Regions from separate parts of the Homo sapiens genome. Here region 1 is linked to region 2. A link is a loop called in an ENCODE intact Hi-C map of the cell type or tissue named here. Cell type or tissue: heart right ventricle. All regions are shown on one strand. Each heading gives the region's core, and the rest is flanking DNA. Links, peaks and the distances in the headings are about the cores only. Region 1 overlaps IQCJ-SCHIP1 (IQCJ-SCHIP1 readthrough). Region 2 holds the start of SCHIP1 (schwannomin interacting protein 1).

Region 1 (12,710 bases), core at 1-8,000, 330 kb after region 2:
ACCCCCCCATACACTATTATCAGTCTTTTCTGCTCTCTATGGAAGCAGCAACACAGCACCACACAGAAGGGGAGAGAAGCCCTGCTTTAGCATGAAGTCTCAGCACAGAGACCATACTGCCAGTTAGGTTGTAGTTGTTACTCACCACCTCAGACAGGTAGCCCTCCGGCCCACCCACCCTAGCCTTTGTTGGCAGTAGGATCAGGTATGCAGAGGGGGAGGAGGGGTCATATTCTCTATATGAGAGCTTAAGCACAGAGGCTGCTCTGCCAGTGGCAAAGGATGTCACTCTTCATTTGCAAAGCTGGAGCACCAGAGTTTGTGCTGCTGCTGAGGATGGAGTCATTTCCCACAGCCCCAGACAGGGAGTTCTTGGGCTCTGGAAAGCAAACACTTTGGTTTTCTTTTTCCCAGGAGATGCCTTTTGGTGCATTGCACTGTCCTTTTCCCACAGTGTAGTACTCCCTGTGGACTAGAGTACTGGGGACTTTGCAGCACCTTTGGCTCTAGCCAGTGGTATGCTGCTGCAGACCTCCAAGTGGTCACTGGGTAATGTCAGCAAAAGCTCCTGGGATGGGGAGATACAAGGGCTATTGTTCCGAGAGCAGAATGCTATTCCTGTTGGCTGTGCTCCAAAAGTGTACTCTGCCATACCCGTTTAGGTCTCATAGGGGAGGGTGAGTAACCCAGAACAAGTTCCTTGTCTGGTTCAATAACCTCATAGGGTTTCCAAATTGCCACCCATCTGGTATCAGGGATTCATGTGGATAGAGGAGCTCTCCCATGGTTCACATCGCAGCAGTCTATGGTAGAAATATGGACTGCTGAAGCCCTCTCACTTAATCTTTTCTTTCCCCTCAATACCACGTTCCTCTAGGCTCCTGGCTGATCTTGGCTGAGCTGGCCACTTGTTTCGTTCTCATCTGTACATCAGGTGTTTCCCACGAGTTTTTTGTTGGACTCTAGTGTTCTCTCCTAGATGTTCTATTTGAGGTGTGATAGTCTGTAATTTTGGCTCTTCTTTCTGGAGACAGCAGGTGCCTGATGTCTCTAGTCAGCCATCTTGAACCAGAATCCAGATCTTATTTAAAATTTAAAAGAAAACATCAGGCCGGGCCAGGCATGGTGGCTCATACTTGTAATCCCAGCACTTTGGGAGGCCAAGGCAAGTGGATCACGAGGTCAGGAGTTCGAGACCAGCCTGGCCAACATAGTAAAACCCCGTCTCTACTAAAAATACAAAAAATAGCTGGGTGTGGTGGCAGGCACCTGTAATCCCAGCTACTCGGGAGGCTGAGGCAGGAGAATTGCTTGATCCTGGGAGGCAGAGGTTACAGTGAGCCAAGATTGCACCACTGCACTCTAGCCTGGGCGACAGAGCTAGAATCCATCTCAAAAAAAAAAAAGAAAGAAACAAACAAACAAAACATCAGCCCAAGGTTTGGATTTTCTGAAAATACAGGAATAAACAAGCCAAAATTATTTTCCTATACTCTCACTCAACAATCAACACAGAAGACTTCTGTGACCAAATGTGTGGGGTATTTTTCCCCACACCAAGCAAGCAACACTTCCACAGATACCACCTGGGTGTTCCCCGATTCAACTCTGACACTCTCCACCTGGAGATAGCATGATATCTCACAGAATGAGGGCTCAATGCCATAAGATTGTCCCCCACTTTCAATGCCAATTATAAGCCCCAGGGATTTTTTTACCTGTGCTTCTGACTGACTGGCTGTAAATCAGAGTCCTTACAAAATGCTATCCTTGGGTTCAGTTTATTTGCTGGAGTAGCTCACAGAATTCAAAGAAACACTTACACTTATCCATTTATTATAAAGGGTATTACAAAAAAACACAAGTACAGATTTAAAAAATGCATAGGATGAGTTACGGGGGAAACGACACAGAGCTTCCTTCCATGCCTTCCCTAGGTATGCCACCCTCCAGGAACTTCCATGTATTTGGCTATCAGAAGCTCACTGAACCCTGTCCTTTTGAAGGATTTATGGAAGCTTCATTACATAGACATGATTGATTAAATCACTGGCTATTGGTGATCAGCTTAACCTTCAAACTCTCTTCCCTACCTGGAGGTTGGTGGCGGGGTGAGGCTGAAAGTCCCAACTCTCTAATCCTGCCTTGTTGTTTCCAGTGACAAGCCTCCATCCTGAAGCTATCTAGGGGCTGCCAGCCATCAGTGAACTCATTAACATACAAAATGACACATAACTTTGAATGTTTTAAGGATTTTAGAGTGCTATGCCAGGAAACTGGGGAGGAAGACTAAATATATATTTTGCAGTATCAATGATTAGGAAAAGTATCCTGTTTTAAGGAATTTCCTGATTATTGAATTATTTCTAACCCTATCCAATACCTATAGTCTTAAGTCTTAATCCATTTTCTGTTGCTGTAACTGAATACCTAGGATTGGGTAATTTATAAAGAAAAGAAATTTATTTTTTACCATTCTTAAGACTGGGAAGTTCAACATCTAGGGGCTGTATCTGGTGAGAGGCTTATAGCTGGTGAGTACCTGCAGAGTCCTGAGGGAGCACAGGACATCACATGGTAAGGGGCTCACAAGGATGGCTAAACTGTCTTTTATAACAGACCCACTCTTGCCATCACTAACCCACTCCCTTGATAACCCATTAAGCCATGAATCGATGAATGAGCCCTCATAACCGAATCACCTCCTAAAGGTCTTTTCAACACTGCTGCATTGGAGATCAACTTTTCAATACATGAACTTTTGGGGGACACATTCAAGCTATAGCACCCCATGATCTAGTACAGGGTTGAAGGAGAAAAATTCACCCAAAATGTAAATGTAACTGTGACTCATTTTTTGGCAATTTTCCAGAGGCATTTGAGTGAAACGTAAGAATAAACCAACATCCATCTTTGTCTTTTCTGTGCTGTGTGCCTATCCCCAATTTCCTAATGAAGTCATAAGCAGCCTGAGAATTCCAGGCACATTCTTTGATGACGATTATTGTATCTTCCCTTGAGTAAGTCTGCAGACCCAAGAGAATCATTTAGATGAATTTGGCTCACGTCTCCCTCTCCTTGCTGTCTCCTCATGCCAAGAACTTGGTCACAAGTGGGCAAAGCATGATACGGGTGACCACAGTGAGATCGCTCACTTAACTGGCATTGCTGAGTGGCTTCTCTGTGCCAGGCACTGTGCCAGGGGCTGGAAATACTGAGATAAGTGAAGGCAGATGACAGTGGCCTGCCCCAGCTCATTCACAGCTTACTAGGGAAGTTATTCAAGTAAACCAGCAATTGAGGGTCACTGTGACCTTTCCACTATGAACTAAAAACAGGCAAATAAATCAGATCTACATTTGAAGTTGTTTCAATATCTAAACACAATTTAAAGGTAAAAATTTCAGACTTTGTCAGCACATTTTGCCTATGTTATTGACAGTTCATGTGTTTCTCATAAGAATATTTGGCATGACATGTATCTGACAGGTAATCAGAGTTTTTACATTTAAAATGTTTCATGAAGTCACTTGAACATAGTACAGACACAGCCCAAGAAACTAATTTCTCATAGATGATCAGCCATAACCTCACGCCACTAAAATGACCAAATTGTGAAACAAGCAGCAGCTACTAATTGACCCAGGAAATTTTCAATGACATTTGCTAACAGAGCTACTGACTTAATTTGAAATATTACTTTTCTTCTACCAGAGAAAAATAATCAAGGGACGTGAGATGAACAAAACATGCACCTACAGGGCTGATCCAAAATGACAAGTAGGAAAGCCCAAGCTAGAAGAGTTGAAATTTAGATGAGGCTGAAACCTGTAGTTCATAATCAGAGACAAGATTTAAAAGGGCGAAGCATTAGAAGGAGGGTGGGCTAGGAAATAATAAATGTAGGGCTTCAGGGAGCATATCTTTTTGACAAGAATGTTAATCATATATGTTACTAATCTGCCAAATTAAATTTCACAGTGCCACATGCACAGACAGGCATTATAATACTGGCAAAAATGAATTAAAATCCCAGTAATTAATTTATGGGTTTGAACTGGTTTTGAACTCCTGAGTGAACTCAGTGCTGGGAAATAATTGAGGCTTAGATCGTGGACTTTTAGAATTGGAAAGAAATGTAGAGATCTTCCTGACCAATCCTATCACCTTCTACGATAGGAAACTGAGTATCTGAGGGGTTAAGGGACTTAGGCAAGGTCACCCAGATAGTTAATGGCAGTGGCAGTTCTAAAAAACAGTCTGCTCTTGAGGACACACATAAAATTTTGACATGTCAGTATATGAAATGCCAGCTGACCTAAAAATGCAATCAAATGGGAAGAAAAAAACAGCTACGTTAAAGTTTGAGATAGTACAGATAATCAAACTGATGAATCAAAGTTAAGGCTTATTTAAATAATTAATTAGAATCCTTTAATTGAGGATAACAATTCTTGTCAACTCTGATCATATAAAGAAATTACCTCAAGTGAGTGGGTAGCTACAGGATCTCAGCGGGGACAACCTAGAGCAGTCTACCTCCTAAGGTATTGGAGACTCACTCTCCTGGAAAAACAATAAGAGTAATTCCACCCCACGTCCCTACCACAGGCTTGTGAGAAACTCAGATACAGGAACTACCTCACAGGACTCTGCGGCAGAAATCTTAAATCTACACTACAGCTGCCTCACATAGCAGAAAGCACTCGAACTGTGACATCTAGGGCAGAGTGTTCTTACATGAATCTCCCCAGGTAGTTCTGTTCATAAAATACTGCAGAATTGGCAGTCTCTGCAAATGTCTTTCTGGGGGAATTGATTCATAAGCATAGAGTCCAGTGGTCCCTCAACGTTCAGATTTTACGGACTAGTACATTTTCAAATAAATTCACAGCACTCACTGGTAGCTTTTTACTTTGCCAAGCAAGAACATTTTTTAAGTATACATTTATATCATAAAAGAAGGATCATTTTCACCTCAAAAAAGTGGGAAGGAGATGTATAATAAAAAAAAATACAGTACCAATTCAACTTAATGAAAATCTATATTGCCCTTCTTTTTAAAGTTTCATTTCATACTGGACCAGTGAAACCTTTGTCAGGGTTATCTCCAACCAGCCCACAGACAGCATTTGGAAATCATGATCTTACTGCATCAGAAAATATCTACCACCACAAACATTTATTCAGAATATCTACTAATAGCTTTAAGAAACAGATTCCAACCAAGATAGTTTGAGAAATTTTAGTGAAGGGGCTACTTAAGAGGTATGGGCAGAGTTCAAGGAATAAGAAGGATGGCAGGACACCCATGGTAAACATGGGCCAGAAGCTGTTACCACCCAGGCCTGAGGGACTCGAGGAGGAAGCAGGCTAGCCAGGAGAGTTGAAACGACCAGATAAACAATATAATCATGCGATAATACAGTTATCTGCAGAAAACACTACCCAGGGTAGGGAAGGAACAGAAAAGGTGTATCTTGACTTCTCCTGTCCTCCAGATTCCTGCTAGACCTTCCATTGGCTGAATCCAACTGGAAGCCAGGGGATGAGAGCCCAGATAATGTGACCCACAAGTGCTTAACCTCCTGGGCCTAAAGCAAAGTGAAGAAGGATGGATCTGGTGACAGGAGGAAGGAGTGGAAAGGAGAAGACTCACACAAAACAAATAATTTCAGAATTATAGTAGATGGTCATTCTACTTTTGAACACTTCAGTTCTTAGAAACTTAAAACCCTTTTCACGGGCTAAACTGCAAAAGAACAGTCTTGAGAATGTTTTCATACGCCCACCCTTCTTATACTACCATTTTCTTTCTAGTGCCATTTTCCTATTGAAGAGTTCAGTGCTGATATATGAATTAAATTCTATATACACATACACTTTGCTCTCTAAAACTTTCTTGTCCTGAATAAGTTTGGGATTTACTACCATTAGTCATTCAGTTCCAATAATTGTTTACACACCTTATCTTCTTGATTTTTTTCTTAAATCATATATAACAATCTGGCAGAATTTTTTTTTGCTTAAAACTGCACCTAATTTTAGCTACTTCTGTTGAGGAAGGAGGTAGGTAGCATATTTATATCAGTAGAAAGCTAAATTCCAAAATTATAACAGAGATCGATAAGGGAGGGATAAAGAAGACATTCAACTGTTTAAGCCTCTGTCAGTTGTTCTTGCTGGTAAAATGAGGGGGCCCTTTCTTTCTCTAAGAACATTAATGAGGCTCTGGGTATCCAAGGGAGAACCAGGGCCACAGAGAATGGCTGCAAAACCTAGCAGCACAAAAATATGAAAGAAACTGAGTTTTCAGAGGTTGTCAAGAGTCAGAAAACAGGAGGAAAGAGGTAGGAAACCTAAGCGTAGGAGGACTGAGCAACATGAGGTGCAGCCGGAGCTTGAAGAGAACAGGAGCCCCCTGTGAGGTAGCTGGGACAGAGGGTTGTGAAGAATGAGGGATATCTGATGTCAAGTGGTTTTGTGTTCCATAATGTAATGCTTTCTCCATAGACTCAAACTTCAGTCAAGTTTGACATACATATAAATGTCTTATATGGATGGTCTGAGGGAAGGAAAAAAAGCTGAGTGCCACTTGTGGCTTAGCATGAAGCACGGGAAGTCGGCAGTGTGGGAGGAGAGCCCCTAGCACAATTGAGATTCCAGAGGCAGTGGACCCTGGGAGCTGTGAGGGACCAAGAGAACATGAGCCACAGGAATTCACAGGACTATTGGGGAAGCCATTGGGCTGCCCTCAGAAAGTCAGATGTGGGCTCAAGGCAAAGTTATTTAAAGCTCAGCAAGACAATGTGATCGTTATGGACATCTGAGTTAAACACTAAATTCCAGAAAGCCATGATGATGTATCTGCTATTGGTCAAGGAGACCTCAGTGATTCAACTTGCTAACTTTATGGAATTAAAGTAAAATCTCAATTCACAGATTGAGAGGTTCATGCTATCTCCAATACTGATACTCCACATTTTATAAGCATATCGCTTAATATGTATATTCTCAGAAATTAGTCTCAAAATATATACATGAAAATTGTCATGAGTAAAAAGAAAAAGTGACATATTGCATTCTTTACTAGGCCACAAACTATTACAATTTTTGGACTAGGACAGTTACTGTTTTGCTGCACACAACACTGTCCGTCTGTTCCCTTTTACTCTTTCAGCCAGTAATGTGTCAGACTGTGGCCGAGTTTTAGAGTCTTACTAACTTACCAGAGATTTTTCAAAATGCTGTAAAATAAATCCAACCTCAGTCAGCCAGTTAAGTACTTCAATATTTGCAATGGCACATAAAATTCTTTTTAGAGCACTGGGATATAATGGAAGTAGCTCTACAAAGAAAGTTTGGAGACCTCAGCAAGAGTCTAACTCTGCTTTTAGGACCTGAATGACCATGGATAAGTTTCTTGCCTTTCTGGGCCTCAGTTTCCCCATCTTAAAAAGAACAGAATAAGTACTTGGTTGTTTAAGGATCTGTGAGAAAAAGATAGCTGGTGTCCTAAACAAGCCGATTAATTACTCCAATAAAGTCTCCTTGTTTCTTCTGCTTCCAGGCACTCTCTCAGTTTACAAGTAGTCAGCCATCACTTTCGTAGCAGTTAAAGTGGAATCACTGGCTTGATTTTTCTACTTTTATTTAAACTCCATCCATTCATCATACCTAGATAAATATAAACCAAGCAAATACTAATTTCTAGGGATTCAAAATAAGAATAAAATATAACCTCTACTCTTGAGGAGCTTCCAACCTAGAGAGAAGATGCATCCATAAACAAAGTTCTCCAAGTTATATCAAAATTTCAAGAGAAGACAAGTGCAGTGGCTAAATTTTCCAGTGGAGGGAGGGCATCAAGAAAGGTTCCACAAAGGAAGAGCTATTCTAGTCGATCCTTTAGCAATGAGGAGGAACCAACTAGGTGGGTAGGGGGGAAGCACACGTGTGCAAAGGAACTGGAGTGAGCAAGCAGGTTGTATATTTGAATAGTGAGTAGTCCAGTGTTCATAGGCCATGAGGTACGTAGAAGGGAAGAAAAGTGAAATAAAGTTAGAAAAATGCTCTATTATGTCACTTTATGTCTCAGCTAATGGCAAAGGCTATTAGTTGTTTGTAAATATCCAGGATCCTTTTCTTTAATGAAGTAACTCCTGTGTTTTAGCTGAGTGTGTGGCCGCTTAGCTGAAGTATTTCTCGTTGGCCTTCCTGGCAGCTTGATGTGGCCTCGTGACTAAGGTTCAACCAAAAAGATTGTAAGTGATAAGTGCCACTTTCAGAATGTGCCCCCTAAAGAGCCTGATATGAGTTCCTCCAGCCCTGTCCCTTCCCACTAGGTGGGAGATGGAACCAACAGAAGCAGCCGCTTAAAACCTGGAGATAGCAGAGTTGCCCTACGAGCCCTGGACGACTCGCCTCTGAGTGTTATGTGAGAGATAAACATCTGTCCTATTTAAGCAACTGTATTTTAGGTATTTTTTTTTTACAGCACTGATATGATTACATTCTGGAATTTAGAATTTATTTGCTAAGCGATGGAAAACCACAGCAAGCAGAGAGGGAAATGACCTAATCAGACATGCATTATGGAAAGCAAGAATTGATGGGAAACGATGAAATGGAAAGACAGGAGTGGAAGGACCTATGCTACGAGGGGCTGCCTGCCCTATGCCACATACTATACTAAGCATTATTTTGCTAAGCATTGTCTCATTTAATCCTCATAACTTGTAAAGATGATATTATTACCATTTTACAGATGAGGAATCCCATGCTCAGACAGATTTGATAGAAATGCTCAGGGTCTCACAGCTGGTTGAGTGGCAAAGTTGGAATTCAAATCTAAGTTTGTCTGTCTCTAAAGCTAGTGTTCTCTCCTCTGCACCCAACTTCCCCCTAGATGAGAGATGACATGGGATGGAGGTGGAGTCAGTGGTAAATAGCAGCAAACGATATAAAATACATTTCAGAGGTGGAACTGATAGGAACCGTTGACTGACAGCCCTGGAAAATGAGGAGTTACCTACCTATTCACTTATTCATTTTCCAGGCATGAATCCGAGATTTTGTGGGGGGTGATGTTCTGTCACTGACCTATTTGGTTTTTTTCCAAGTCGGATTCAATATTGTATTTGTCTTGTTCTTTTCAAAGCTCAGTTTGTTTTCTCACTTTGAATGCCAAATGTGGTTCAAAGACCCTTGCAGTGGAAGTCTCCAAAGACTTCCTACCTCCCTCTGTTTTCATTAGGGTATCTCTCTTTCCTTTGCCACATCAAACACCTACCCTTTGGAGTTTGAAACAAAATCTATTGACAATATTCTTGTAAAGCTGGAAAACTGGTTATATTGCTCCCTGCTATCATTAGCGTGAAATCGTCTTTTGCTTGGACCAGAGGTCTGGTATAGAATGGTATTAAAAAATCTCTATTGCTCTTCAGAGCTTGCATGGAAGATGGTTTAATTGTGCTGTAACATGGAGATATAAAATTCTGGTCATTTTTCAGTGAAGAGCTCAATGAAACATCCAGAGGAAGAGTTTGAAAATCAAATTAACCTTCCATGACAGGTGTATTTGTGTTTCGAAACTCAACCTCCATACGTGATAATATCTTATTTTTATCTAGCAGTTCACAGATTTAAAAATAATTCCATATTTATTATGACATTTTACCCTCTTAATAACTCTAAGAAGCAGGCAAAATAAGAATATTATCTCCAGATACAGAAGAAGAAATAGGTTCAAGCAGTTAGGCGACTTGGCCATGGACTCTGTGGTATAAAGCCAATACAGGCAGGGCAGAAATATAATTCAGAAGCAAAATGCTTCTTCCTATTACAAACTCTGTGTAGATAATTTCATGAACTTCTAGAAAATTAACTCAACTCCTTTAGCACAGTCAAGTCCGGGGAGCCAGGCTTATGATTCCAGTTCTTATGAATGTCAGAGATGAGATAGTTGAGAAGTTGTAGGACACACTCATGGTGCAGCTGATTAAAAATACGAGCTCTTGCAATACTATGCAGCCATAAAAAAGAATGAAGTCATGTCCTTTGTAGGGACATGGATGGAGCTGGAAACCATCATTCTCAGCAAACTAACACAGGAACAGAAAACCAAACACTGCATGTTCTCACTCATAAGTGGGAGTTGAACAGTGAGAACACATGGACACAGAGAGGGCAACATCATACACCAGGGCGTGTTGGGGGGTGGGGGGGAAGGGGAGGGAGAACATTAGGACAAATACCTAATGTATGCAGGGCTTAAAACCTAGATGACGGGTTGATGGGTGCAGGAACCCACCATGGCACATATATACCCATGTAACAAACCTGTATGTTCTGCACATGTATCCCAGAACTTAACAAAAAAAGAGCTCTGCCATTATTTTCCCAAAATAGCATAGGTAAACCCACTCTAATTTTTTACATATGAGTAAATTGACCCCAAGAGTGAACTGCAGTGAACTGAAGAAGATGCCCATCAAATACACCAGAAGACCCTCTGCTTCTGACCCCACCTGTATTGCTGGGTTTCAGTGTCATTCACTCCACTCCTCTCCTCGGTGTCTTTCTCCTTGACCCCCTGTGTATTTCTCAATCTCCCTCTCTCTTATAAAATTCCATATAATTTTTCTCATAAGTGGAAATTATAATTTATAAAATTCATTATTAATTATTCCAGGTAAGAATGATTAATATTGCTGTTAAAATCAAAACTTTACAGGCATTAAAACTGTACCCAATAAAACTTATTAACTAAAAATTAGTGAAAATATAAAATATTCTTGAGAAAATTTAGTTAGGAAAAAACTGACTCAAAAAAACTGTACTTTGCAGAAATAATGGCCATAAGAGAAAAACTCATGATGACCAAAGCTATAATCATTTTTTAAGATATCAATGACAAAAATGAATACTGATATAAAATTTAAACGAAAAGAATTGATCCTGGTGAAAATAATTTTAGTAAAATAAAAATGGTAAGGGAAAAATATTAAAAACCATTAAATGCACTCTATAGAAAATTAATCAGGAAATTAAACTGGCCTAGAGGTTTTCACTCCAGAAAATACTTTGTTGAACCAAATAATTCAATGTTGGCATAATTCTGACTGAAATATTTATATTAAGAATTGTTCGGACATGCGCGGTGGCTCACTCCTGTAATCTCAGCATTTTGCGAGGCCAAGGAGGGCAGATTACCTGAGGTCAGGAGTTCAAGACCAGCATGGCCAACATGGCGAAACTCCGTCTCTACTAAAAGTAGAAAAATTAGCCAGGTGTGGTGGCGGGCACCTGTAATCCCAGCTACTCAGGAGGCTGAGGCAGGAGAATTGCTTGAACCGGGGAGGCGGAGGTTGCAGTGAGCCGAGATCACGCCATTGCACTCCAGCCTGGGTGACAAGAGCGAGACTGTGTCTCGACACTAAAAATCCTTTACCAAAGACTTCAGATATCTGAAAGTCTAAAAATTATTTCCTTAGCCAGGAAAATCTCTTCCTTGGACTGGAGTTTTCATCTCTTTCAGATGAAGATGTTGAGATAGATTATTTTTCCCTTATTTAATCAGATGATTAGCCAGATGTAGTTTATTGTGTTTCTATAATTATATGATGAGGTAGATAAGTATTAAATTCTTTAACAATTTTTAAAACTAACTTCCAAGTCATTGTAAATGGAAAGAGATCATGAAAGTCAGTCAGAAATAAACACAGGCAACATGTCATTTTTGGTCACATAATATGAAGACTTAGACAATTACTCATATAAATGACAGAGTTAAAGCAATGAAAACACTTTGTCACTCTGATAAATAACAAAAAAATTGATTTACTGTATAAACCAAGACAAAAATCTTCATTTTTCATTTTTGAAATTCTGCAAGATAGAATATGAGAGACACCCTTGAATCTATATGAATAATTGAGTCTGAGGTTTAAGTCCTCAAAATCTGATTTTTTTATGTCTTATGTTACTGGCCAGACAGAATATTTCAATATTGAAGTAGACACTTCATTCAGAGCAATCATAAGATAATAAAGCACATTATGGCAATATAAAAACAATCAACCAATGTAAAATTGAGTCAAGTAAATAATCAATAGGTTTATGAATTTATTTTGTCAAAATTTGTTTTCTCTAATTTTGTTATGTATATCTGATCTCACTTAAAACTTCAAACATTGTTTAAAATATTCCTGTTTGAAGGCATTTTCACTAATTACAATTTCCTGTTAAGGTGATTTTATGACCTACGGGTTGAACTTAAGATGCATCCTGACAGCCCATAGCAAAATATGCAGGGCACTCATTCAAAAGCCACTGTTGTGCAGCAAACCATCTGGCTAGAGAAGCCAACAAGATCTACTATGAAAGGATGGTGATCTTGGTTCAGATAGCTACTGGCTAGTCCTCCCATTCCCAGGCTAGAGGAACTATAGGTCCTCAAAAAGAAGTTAACATGCAGATGTGATCATTTTTGCTCATTTATCTATGTATATATTTGATTACATAAAACAAAGCATTCCAACAAAAACTTGGATTTCATTCAGAATCATTTGTCTCAGAGATCATCGAGGTTGTGTTCCTTGGCATATATAAATTATTACAGTCTTCAATTAATAACAATAATGTATATTAACATTTACTGACACACTCGCTGTTCTAAGCGCATACGTATTTAACCTGTACTAAAACCT
Region 2 (12,923 bases), core at 854-8,853:
AAAATTAGCTGAGCATGATGGTGTGCGCCTGTAATCCCAGCTACCTGGGAGGCTGAGGCAGGAGAATTGCTTGAACCCGGGAGGCAGAGCCTGCAAGTGAGCCGAGATTGTGCCACTGCACTCCAGCCTGGGTGACAGAGCAAGACTCCGTCTCAAAAACAACAACAACAACAACAAAAACAAAAAACAAACTATAGCGAATGTAAGCTTTGTGCTACTTAATAATTTAATAACCTAGATTTTCCAGGTCAGGGACAGGTTACAGTATTAAGCTCAGCTGTTATAAATTTAGGTCTCATGAATTCTAATGTTTTAGTACCCAAACATTATCTTTCATCCTTCCTTTCAGACCCCCAAATAGCACAAATTCTTTGTCTATTTGTTCCAAATTTTGGTTCTGAGAATATATTAACCATATATAAAAAGAGAAGACTTCTTAGTATTTACTTAGAAGTAGATACATTCCTCTTCTTTCAAACCAGAGCCTGAGAGAGTATTTCATTTTCCAAAGTTTTACAAATTATATAATATATAAACATATATGACAGTATGCATAAATCTATTTTTATATAAAATAGTATCTTTATACCACAAACATCCTCTCCCTTTTATGTCTCTAAATATTGGCTGATAATATAGATTCCTTTTCCCAAATTATCCTTTTAACATCATGGTTTGAGGGTAATTTTTCTTGATAGGTTTAAAAATAAACATGTTGTTCTGGTTTGGGGATTTAAAATTTTTTCAAAAGGACTGCTAATATTAAACATTGCGTGAGTTCAGAACGATATGCAAAATTGACAGTTAATTGATCACTGATTCATTCATCCATAGTAACATAATAAATCTTCCTTAGCAGTCTCTACACTTAATGACCTATGAGTATAGATGTGAAAATCTAGACATCAAGTATGTCACCTTTGATAAAGATAGTTGAGAAATAACTTGTTTTCTGTGTAGTTTACCTTAAGTCCACTCTTGGCATTTGTCCTCATATAAATTCTGTTTTTATTCTATGGCTTGGTGAGATAAATTGTTAGATCTCTAATTTAGACACAGAGTGCACCTACATAATAAATCCAGTTTTATTATTACAAATAAACATTCCAAAGCACAGAAAGACAAACATTGCATGTTCTCACCTATTTATGGAATCTAAAAATTCAAAACAATTGAACTAATGGGCAGAGAGAATAGAAGGATGGTTCCTAGAGCCTTGGAAAGGGAGTGGGAGCCTGGAGGGGGGCAACTGAGAATAGTTAACGTAATGGGTACACACAAAAAAAGAATGAATGAATAGGCATACTATTTGATAGCAGAACAGGGTGACTATAGTCAGTAATAACTTAATTGTACATTTTAAAATAACTATAAGAGTATAATTGAATTGTTTGTAACACAAGGATAAATGCTTGGATGGATACCCCATTCTCCGTGATTACTTAACGGATAATAATGTGATTATTTTACATTGCATACCTGTATCAAAACATCTCATGTACCCCATAAATATATGCACCTACTATATCTGCAAAAAAAAAAAACAAAAAACCAACATAACCAACATTCCACTCATTGAATGGGTATAAAAGACGCTTTAGGGTCGGAGGAGAAATTAGATGTAGTGAAACTGGAGAGTGATGTATCATTGTATTACATTTCTTCTGGAAAGCTCATTAGCCTAAGGGTCTTTTGTAAATGAGACATCTTTCGGGGTGGGGGATAATTATTCACATCCCTGGATTAGGTCTACATTCATTCACTCGTTCAACAACTATCTGAATGTCTACTGTGTGCCAGGCCTTTGCCAAGCACTGGGGATACAATGATCACCAAAAGAAAACAACCTATGCCCTTGCAGAATTTACAAATTCCTCAGTCATGGTTGTCAATTCTTGTAACAGAGCTGTTGATAACATAGGCAATGATAACTATTAATTGATTAATTGTATAGAAGGTTTAGGTGCTACTATTAAGAAAAATCTTACTGCTGAAACATCTTCTAGAGCAGAATTTCTCTGAATGTGGTACCTGAAATATTACTTTTACAGGACGTTGGTAAATGTTAACTGGAAGAGAGGTAAAATGAGTCAATTTATTTACTTTACGACTTCTTCGAGCCTTTTTAAGTTTCTACACATTTTGATTCTGCAGGAAGGCTGTATTTTTTTCACACTTTCTATGCTTCTTTGAGCATGAAACCTGAAATGAGTCACATCTTACTGGGCTTAATGGATCCATGGAACACACTTTGAGAAACATTATCTTAGAGTTACTAGTTGTTAAAGGAAAATTCCAAGAACTCGAATTTTCCTCTAAGTGGCTCAATAATGCAATTAATGAGTTGAACAATGCATTTAGCAAAACTTCCAATGAAAGTTTTATATACATGTCCTTTTTATAGGCCTCTATCTATAGAGCTGTATTATGCAAATGAAAATTTTATTAAGTTCACAGATAAAACTTGTTGCATTAACTGGCTCGTAGGGTTTACATAAAAAACAAATCTAATCAACAAAACAATAGTACTGGAAGATGGAGTTTTAGAAAGTCAATAAATAACTCATTTTCCTTTCTTGATTTAGAAACTTATTTTCAGAAATAAGAGATTTAGGCAGAGGGAGATCAAAATCTCAACTTTATTTCCGGTCAAAGCTGGATTGGAGGGTGTAACTCTGACTGTGGCAACATTTGACATCTTACTATTGAACTTTGAAATGAGAGAAACTTACCAGTCTCACCCACAGGGCAAGCCAGTGTGAATCCTGTGCAGGGAGCTGGATCCCACACAGAGACAGAGGAAGGGTGATCCTGAGCTGTAGATGCCCAGTTCCTTTGCCTAATCCTCCAATCAGTGTAGCTCTTTCCACCTTTGTAGAGAGGAGAAAAGGATGGAAATCAGAGGCTAGGAGTCTTTAGGAAAATGCTTTCTTATGGAAGCCTGAGAAAATAAGAAGGGGGTGCCCAACACTGGATACTTCAGGAAGCAAAAATTGGGCTTTTTAAAAAAAATCATTTTAAGAATCACAAATACTTTTTAGTCAGTTTGATTTTTATATGATTTTTTATATAGTAATATATTAATTAGAGTTTTCCAAATAATAATTACTTTTGGAACTTTTTATAAAAATGCATATTCCAGAACCACAACAGATCTATCATGTCAGAATATCTGAGAAGCAGCCTGGGACTTTTATTTTTATTTTTATTTTTTTGAGACAGAGTCTCACTCTGTTGCCCAGGCTGGAGTGCAGTGGTGCGATCTCAGCTCACTGCAATCTCTGCCTCCTGGGTTCAAGTGATTCTTCTGCCTCGGCCTTCTGAGAAGCTGGGATTACAGGTGCCCACTACACGCCTGGCTAATTTTTGTATTTTTAGTGGAGATGGGGTTTCACCATCTTGGCCAGGCTGGTCTTGAACTCCTGACCTCTTGATCCACCCGCCTTGGCCTCCCAAAGTGCTGGGATTACAGGGACTTTTAAATTTTTAAAAATTCCCCAGATAATCTTCATCATTGTTAAAGTGTAGAAAATACTAAACTGTAGAAATTGACCAAAAATATCTGCTTTATTTAGGAAACTGAAGTGGATCAGAACATTTAGATGATCAATTTTTTTTCTCAATTTTTTTTTGGATATTTTAGCCTTTGGAATAAAATATTCCAAATTTTATTTGGATATTTTTCTCAATTTTTATTTGGATATTTAGCATAAATTTATTTGGATAAAAATTTATCCAAATAAATTTTTATTTGGATATTTTATTTGGATATTTTAGCATTCTCAATTTTTATTTGGATATTTTAGATACGCGGTGAGAAGCTGGTGAGGCAATATTTTCCTGATGAGATGCCAGAACAATCACCATTGCTTTAATAGAATTTGTTCAGTGGCACTGGTTGTGTGGAAAATTGTTTTCTCCTCAGATTTATGGTTTTTTCTCAAAAATATGACAGAATACTGTGCTCTTAAAGGAAAGCTGCTTTTGTTTGATCCATTTGGCCTTAAGGGAGGGAATACATTTAATAAGCACTAATTAGATTAGTTTCAAGTTATTCTTCACTTGGGCTATAAGAATTGTTTAGTTGGCATGAAAGGGGATTAGATAATTTATTAACTGGCATAAATGACAATTATGGCTGAAAATCATAAATTATGGCATATGACTAAATAGAAAGAGAAAAATATGTTGCAAAGAATGATCATGGACATTGCTCATTTAAACATTCTTTAAAAGAATATGTGTACTATGAATTACCAGTTAGGTGTGCAGATTAGTAATAATATAGCTAATTTTCTATTTTTACTTTATTCAGAACTGAAAAACATCTAAAAATAGTGAGTTAAAGAACGTTTTTCTTTAACCAACACTTGAAAATATACTCCAATCGTTTCAGAGATAGTAAGATGTTTTTATGTTTATATAACTTTTTAATTTTGTTACATAAACTGTTGTTAGAAGTTGAAGATGGTTTCCTTAATTTTTATTTTGCAATCTTTATGGATTGAATTAAAAAATAATTTTTGGACATGCTAAATATTCTGAGAGGTGTTTAGAAGTAGATTCTATATCCTTAGAGAGCCTCTAGTTCCCACAGCAGCTTCTCCAGGGAAAAGCCCTTCTTCACTATATTCACCACAAATTAATGGCAGTTATTCATTTTTTAAAGCAGTACCAGAAGCTGATCTTAGCTTAAAGGGGAGGCTTCATCTCACATATGAGCAGCAAATTGATTTTCTCTTCATGGCACTGTATCGATAGGGTTAAGTATTTTGATAGAAGACCATGCTATTTAATATAAGTAGATTTTCAAGAAAATCACTATGCTAAATACTTCACTAGAAGGACTTTATCTATATACAGCAGCAACTGTGACCTGCTTTAGAGATGACATCATTGGGTGTCATGTGGCTCTTTATACGTTTCAGCCTCAGAAAGAGATAATCTGTGAAAGCCACAGAGCCTGATTTCTGCTGTGATAATCTTCAGCAGACCGAGGCTGGGGCGAGAATGAGGCAGACCTGTTTACATGGTGTGTGCAGTGCCTTGTGGAATTCTTAACTCTATTTTATTGTATTATTTTTAATCGAAAAGTAGATCAGATGATAGCATGAAGTGAATCGGCTGCTTTGGACTAATGGGATCTTCTTTTCTGCATTAAGATCAAGAACTTTTCTGGAATCCTCTGTTCTCCGAGTAGCCTTGTCTTCTCTGTGTGTTTTATCAATTTGAAGAACACTGGCAAAAATCAGCAAACTTCATCTCCCAAAAAGCTCTCGCTCTTTTTTGCCAATACTTGAAGATTTCTGCTCCAAAATCTACTTTGAGCTGCTTGAGCATGGTGGTTGATAACCGAAGGGCAAAAGCATCACTTATTTAGTGTGTGTTATAGAAATTTTTTAGACAACCTTACTAGCTAACCCAGGTGACCCTTTACGGATTTCTTTCAAAGCCAATTTGAATAAACAACTCTTCCCTCTCAAATGGGCAAGAGTAACTCTTCAGCACCATGGAGAGGTCCGGGCAGCGTGTTACAACGTGGGACTGTGACCAGGGCAAGCACTCTGACAGTGTAAGTTTTACAAATGTCTACCATCTATTTTAGGTGTATCATATTTTTACAAATGAAGAGAGAAAACTTCAAAGTCGAACTAAGTAACTTTAAATTTAAGCTGATGGCCTTCATTACATTTTTAAATTCAGAATTAAGCATTTAAGGTATATTGGAATGTTCATTTGAAAAAAATACTTTCTCATTGCATAGTTAGTATGTGGATATTTGGTGCTTTGAATTTTGAGAATCTAAGTTTGAGTGTTCTTTTTTGTAGTGCACCAAAACTAATTGCATTGCAGTGGACTTTGGAAATAGCATTTTAATATACACATGTAAATAGTTCCAAATGTACAATCTGTTGCCCTTTGTATGCACAAGACTCTCTTTGGAAAGTAGTTCCTGATTTGTACAGTTTGGGAAGATCAGTGTTAAACTTTTTCAATTTAGATTATACTTTCAGTTACCAAAAGAACAAATGTCTAGGTATTCTAATGTCAATACATGGGAGATATTTGATGACTTAAAAAATCTCAAATTTATTGGTATGAAATGTATAGAGTGGCAGCTTATTATAAGTAGAAATAACAGACAATTTTATAAAATTATATATGGGCTATTGAAATAGTACTTTTAGCATTATTGAAAATAATTAGTTTCAAAATGTTCAATTTAAATCTTCAAACCAGAAATAAAAAAAATGGTTTCTTCAAAAACATCTTTTAACTCCATCTTTTAGACTATCAAATTTGTAGTTCTATGATATTATTATATGACACAACCAACGAAGAAATAATACTTTGAATTACTACCCAGAATGACCCCAACAGATATTTTGATTAGCTATTCAAATTTTTTTCTAAGAGAACATATTGTCATTAAAAAGTAACTTTAACAAATCATGATTCTTTTCTCAGGCCAATTAAACTTAGTTTGGAACATTTATTTATGCAGAATCATTTATTTTAAAGCCTAATAAAATATATTTTTATATAATTGTATTATAAAATTTATTTCCTTTAGTAGTTTTCTTCATATTTAAAAACCAGTAGTAAATGCAATTTACTCAGCTTGACCTCCAATTCAAATATAATGGATTCTTTCTGTTATGGATAATTTCCAAGTGAATTACTGTTGCTTCTTAACTCTTCAGTAATTTGGCATTTGATTTTGGGATAAATGGTACTTACATTTTGACAGTGTATGAAGTGCATAATTTTAGAGGATGTAACAATTTTATATAAAGGAGACCTTAGTATACATTTTTGTCATCTTTGCTCAATAGATCCACTGATAATTTCCATAATTGATGTCAGTATTTAAAAGGCCTCAGTTTTTGAAAAGAATGAAAGGTAGATTTATGATTTCAGTTTTTTTAAGTTTCATTTCCCAAAATTTTATTATTCTGCTTTGGTTTAATAGGTAAGTAGGACTTTTCACACACCATTGCATGTACCTCTGTGATTTTAAACTTAAATTGTTCCCTTATGGCAAACTGTATCCATTTGCAGCCCCTGATGAACTTTGAACAAATCATTCTGGTTTATTAAATTGTACATTCTAATCCAGAAGAATCCAAGACTCATGTCATAAAACGCATCTGCTTGCTGTGAAATGGTGTCAGATTTTATTCTGATTCAGAAATTTATTTGATCTTTGTCTCTGTCTCTCTGAAGGATGTGACTCATTTGTGATATTGTCAGAAGTGTAACTTTTATATTTGCTGCTTTTTTTCCAAACATTTTAGTGATATATTTATAACTATTATCCAGCACACACATTTTTCTGTAGTTGAGATATTGTTGTCTATGTATTTATTTAAGCAGAAATTGTTGCTGTATGACAAACTACAAGCACATGTTTGCTTCTGTTTTGATAGCCTTTCAATCATTATTGAAACAGTCACCTGAACAGTAGAAAAATGTTCAGAGCTAAACTGTTAGATATTCACATTTCTTTTTCTTTCTTTCTTTTCTTTTTTAAATAACATTCTGGTGGTAGCAGATGTATGTGAACAATCTTAAATTTAGTTGAGTGACATTTTGCTTTTCTTGCCAATGTAAAAATATGCTCCCAGATCTCTTTACTGTGGTCCACCCACCCTTGCAAGGGATTTATAACCTTTGGCTACAAAGAATGTAGGGGCATATTTATTTATGAAAGCCACCCTAGTTAGGATGCTTTGCAGGGTGGCTGAATATAGAGGCAGCTAATTGGCGGGTGTGGTTTTTACTGCTGATTTTAACCCTTTTGGCACTAAGAAAGATTAGTTCATCTTGGAAATAGTTCTTACATCCAAGGTATTCAGTCTCATCTCTGTTGCATCAGTCTCCATCACATATTCCTGTAGAAGCAACTCCCCTAGCTACAGTCCCAACAGGAGAAGTTCCAGTAGGGAAGAGCCTGAAACTGAAATGTGTTGCAAGAAGGTCCTAAATGGTAGCTTCTTAGAGGGACATAGGGATCCTTGGGGTTATTTCAGTGAGCAGGATGCTGATTGATTCCAAATGGGTTCTAGGCTTGTTTAGTATGTCTCTAACACTACAAGGGGCACAGTGGACATTAGAGGCTCAAGAGAGGTACCCTAGCATCCCAGAGAATCACTATAGATTGATGATTCATCATAAAACTTTCTATCAAGTGATTTTTGTCCTCAGTTACTACATTTTACTGTTATTCCTTTCTCTGTCCCAATTTTATTTGCAAGGTACATTCCTACTTTGTATTACATGATGGACCTAACTAGGTATGACCTGACTGATTTGAGATTTACATTAAATATTACTAGAAATGATGGAGTAATCTTACCTTTTCCAGAGAATAGAAAAGAGCTTAGGGACTTTTCATGCAAGATATACACATTGCTGAAAGTCCAGGAATATTATCCAAATAGAAATGTCTGGATATGATGCTTTTCTCACTTTGACTAATTTTTCAAATTCCAGTCCCTCTAAATGGATTTTACTCTCCCCCATAAGTAAACTTAAGTTGCAGCATGTAAAGAACAAGTACACATCCAGGCAGCCAGTCCTAGGGACGAAGTCAGCCCACTTCCATCTTGCCTAATTTGTCCTGTAATTCTGACTCTCATCTTGGATTTTTCACACCATCTCATCTACACTTTTGGAGTTGACTCACTACATCACACAGTGCCTGATTCCATTAATAAGACCCATCTTGATGCAATACACATTTTGAATCCAACATTCTGGATTGACCTCAGTAGCATGCTTCTCTGGAATGCTGTTTTAGTGCTCGATCTCTGACTCCTGTGCACCACAATGGCAGGAAAAAAAAACCCCACTTCTCCACCGGTTTCATTTTGTGTGCTTTGAAACTGATGGAACTGTACTGTGTAGAATACAATGTTGGTATAGAAAGCATGTACATTGATTACCCATGATATAGTAAATATCTATTTTTAAAAGCAGTCAAAGACAGACTCAGCCTAATGATGTGACAGTAGATATAAAAGAATATAAAGCTTCAGTGCCTTAGTGCAATTCATACAAATTTGCTTATGTTTCATTTTTGTTAAGATTCCTGGAAATATAAATACAAGCATTGTATCTGGACTTTAGTATGGCTTGGAAGAATTTTTTCTGATGTCTTGGTGGAGAAGATAAAGACCTGTGAATGGAATAATAATTTGGAGCTAGAAACCAATTTACTGACCCCTGGGCAAGGGAATTTCTATCAGAATATGTGACTAGTAAGGGACCTCAACACTGAGCAATCAGTGGAAGATTTATGGAGAAATTAAAAAATAATATTTACAGGCTGGTGCAGTGGCTCACGACTGTAACCCCAGCACTTTGGGAGGCTGAGGTGGGTGGATCACCTGAGGTCAGGAGTTCGAGACCAGCCTGGGCAAAGTGATGAAACCCTGTCTACTAAAAATACAAAAATTAGTGGGGCATGGTGGCAGGTGCCTGTAATCCCAGCTACAGACTGAAGCAGGCGAATCACTTGAACCCACTGGGTGGAGGTTGCAATGAGTCGAGATCATACCATTGCACTCCAGCCTGGACAACGAGCAAAACTCCGTCTCAAAAGAAAAAAAAAAAAGGATGGAGCTATTTTTCAACGGTATAGGAATAAAGCATTGAGCTTCTCATCACCAGAAAGATGAGTCACACTGGATGACCCACATAAAAGATGCTATAGAAGGGGACTCCCTAATGGTGTGTGTGCATGTGTAGCAGAAGGGCTATGTGATCTCTAAGGTCTTTTCCAACTTAGACATGGATAAGGGTCATCAGTGCAGTGTCATCTCATTTAAAAAAGAAAGCAATAATTTCTTCATTCAACAAATATGTACTGGGTACATACTCTTGTGATTACAAGAACTGAGATGATTAATCCTCCCTGAGCTCCTTGAGAAACCACCCACTTGAAAAGGAGTAAGGGGAAAACTGGGAAATAAAACCCCAGGTAGGTTTTATTTTAAACCTCAGGAGTTGGGAAAAACCCAGGAGGGAGAGTAAGATGCATCACTTGGATCTATTTGAGAAGGGAAAACTAGGTTAAAGGAGAAAAAAGCAGAACTGGAGTTATAATTTATCTTTTCATTATCTCTAGCATAGAGATACTACAATGCATAAAAAAGAAATGAAAAATTTAGAATTCATTGATCACTAATCAATTCTATGATTCTATTTAGGACTGTCAAATCTCTAATGAGCTTTTTTGCTCTTTCGCCTGTATCCTTTCAATCTGTATAGCTATAGCTGCATCATATACCTTTAAAGATTCTGTTCCAATTGTCATCTATTCTTTTATAAATTGGGAGAAATCCTGAAGCTGTAGACCATCAATTCAAGGGGTCAATATCAAGTCAGCATAGATACTGGCCCTGCTCTGAATTTGAATCTTTGCTTGATTAATTTATCATACATGGTGAATCTAGGCTATGCTGTAACGAAGGGATCCCCAAAAGTATAATAGCTCACAAACAGCAGTTTTTTTCCTGTTTAGGCATCAGTACTGAAAGGGGAAGCAATACAGTGGGGTGACCCTTCTTCATATAGTCATTCAGAGAACCCAGGATGGTGGGAGCTATGCCATCTTCAACACATGGCTCTCAAGACCACCTTACAGTTGTCTCCCTTCTAGCAAAATAGAAAGGAAAAAGGGCACATGTGGGAGGTTCTAGTGGGCCCATTCTGAAAGAGGCACACATCACTCAACTCACATTCTTTTGACTGAACCCAGTCACATGCTGATATGGTTTGGCTGTGTCCCCACCCAAATCTCACCTTGAATTGTAGCTCCCATAATCCCCATGTGTCATGAGAGGACCCAATGGAGGGTAATTGAATCATGGGAGCAGGTTTTTCCTGTGCTGTTCTCATGATAGTGAGCAAGTCTCATGAGATCTGATGGTTTTATAAAGGGCAGTTCCCCTGCACACACGCTCTTGCCTGCTGCCATGTAAGGTGTGCCTTTGCTCCTCCTTCACCTTCTGCCATGATTGTGAGGCCTCCCCAGCCATGTGAAACTGTGAGTTCATGAAACCTCTTTTTCTTTATAAATTACCCAGTCTCGGATATTTCTTCATAGCAGTATGAAAATGGACTAATACACATGCCATACCTAACTGCAAGGGAGGCTGAGAAATATCCTACAGGTTACATAGAAATAAGAAAATAAAATAGATTTTAGAGCACTTAGTACTTTCTGCCATACCTGGACTTCTGTTCTACTGTGGGAAGACTTCTTCCTCCAAACCCACAGTTCCTGTTGCTGTAAACCTGGTATAGCCTGCTAGATCTGCTTGATGTTAATTTTACTGCAGCCTTGACCATTGCTAATTTCAGTCTTCAGGTTGCAAACTATAGAACTTGACCCTAGGTAATTTAAGCTGAAAAATAATTTATTAGAAACACAACAGATAACTCACTAAATTGACAGGAAGGCTAGAGAATCAGGCTCAGAAAAAGGGAACTAAAGGAAGTTGGTTGGCCAGAAACCCATGGAAAGGCACACACAAGAGGCAACATTATTGGAATGCTGTTGGCCTCAGTACATTGGATGCAATGGTTACACAGTTCAAAAATACCCCTCACTTTTCTGAGACACTTCTTCCAGATCCAAAGTCCTGAACTGGGCCATGCCATTGACTGGTTTAGATCATGCATTCAGGCCTGATTGCTAGAATTCAGGGAAGGGAATTTCTTCTATAATGGGGGGTAGAGTCCTGGTGCTTACTGTAATATGCATAGCAGTGTATTCTGTAATTATGAGAGGGTCTCAGATAAACTAAAAAAGAAAAGCCAAACTCCAGTGTCCCTGATGTTGTAAAATGCCCCTGATGTCACATTAGATCTTCTGATGACCATGGTGATTCTTGTTGACTCCAGTTGGCCACATGCCTAGACTATGCTTTATTGCTATGCCTAGACTATGCCTTGTTGCCCCTCCTGGAATGTGTGTTTCCACCACTTTCACTGGTTTATTATACTAGCCTGCCTAGTAATCTCTATGAATCTTTCTCTGGCCCTTTTTGATGCTAGCTGAGCTTTTCAGGTCCTTTCCTAGAACACTTGGCCTTGTTTGGAGAATTTAATCTAGACCTGGGACCTATGTGATAAGTTGCAGGGCCATCGCTCAGACATTTGACTCATCTCCTGGAGGGTTTTCTCATCTGTAAAATGAATAAGTCGGCTCAATTCCCGTTAGTCTCAAAGGGACACGAAAGCTTAACAAGATCGTGCTTCGAGATATTTGGAACACAGGGTGGCATTATCACATTATTATTTTCACAAGCTGTTAACCTGAAGGGGGAAAATAAAGAGTGGAAATTTAATGCCAGAGAGGTTTTGGCACTTTGTCAATTCAACATTAGCTTTGAGGGCTTTTGGAATTTTGCCTGAAATTTTCAACACCAAGTGGCTAAAAGCTGTGTTTTTCTGGGCTTGTGATATTCCTGTCCCCAGGGATGGCATTAAGCACTTGCGAAGGATGAACTGTGCCAGGCCTATCTTCCAGTGTCCCACAAACAGACAAAAAAGCAATGCACACTCTAAATTGCTGTGCAAACCCACATTTTCTACTTGGAACAGCACCTCTGACTTGTGCCAGTAGAAAAGGGATGATGGGAAGGGAGTAATCCACGATTGCATGTGTTAAATACATTCCCTATGTGACATGTGGGGCAATCGTGGCTGTGGAGGCTTCTGTTTGGGTGCTTGGATGGACCCTACTGAAGATCACAGGACCTTTATAGGTCTTTCACAATCTCCCACATCAGTCTTTTTTGAAAGAGAGCTATTGCTTATGCAAAAGTCGCCCTTGCCAACTAAACCAAAGACTGGGCTAATTAGAAGCTAGGAAAAAGAAATACATCCTCTTGGAACTTCATTTTGGGATT

The links. Peaks named below come from ENCODE experiments on the same cell type or tissue, not always from the same donor. Only the 100,000 strongest peaks of a DNase experiment are listed, where the experiment ranks them.
Region 1: it touches region 2 in a loop (2.6-fold over the local background); 9 of 110 quality-filtered maps call a loop at or near these places.

What each region holds. Positions count from the first base shown.
Region 1 is chr3:159,601,315-159,614,024 of GRCh38, forward strand. All of the region lies in intron 4 of IQCJ-SCHIP1 (IQCJ-SCHIP1 readthrough), which reads left to right. All of the region lies in intron 1 of SCHIP1 (schwannomin interacting protein 1), which reads left to right. Among named protein-coding and RNA genes, the nearest start is that of IQCJ-SCHIP1-AS1, 160 kb to the right of the region's middle. In heart right ventricle, for the core only: no CTCF peak of the experiment used is centred there; a DNase peak (open chromatin) is centred at 3,197; H3K27ac peaks cover 1,694 bases.
Region 2 is chr3:159,268,312-159,281,234 of GRCh38, forward strand. The region is part of intron 4 of IQCJ-SCHIP1 (IQCJ-SCHIP1 readthrough); the gene reads left to right. It overlaps SCHIP1 (schwannomin interacting protein 1), which reads left to right and starts at 4,933. Exons shown (of 8, transcript NM_014575.4): 1 at 4,933-5,572. The coding sequence starts at 5,510. RefSeq lists a silencer at 5,416-5,616. In heart right ventricle, for the core only: no CTCF peak of the experiment used is centred there; a DNase peak (open chromatin) is centred at 5,512.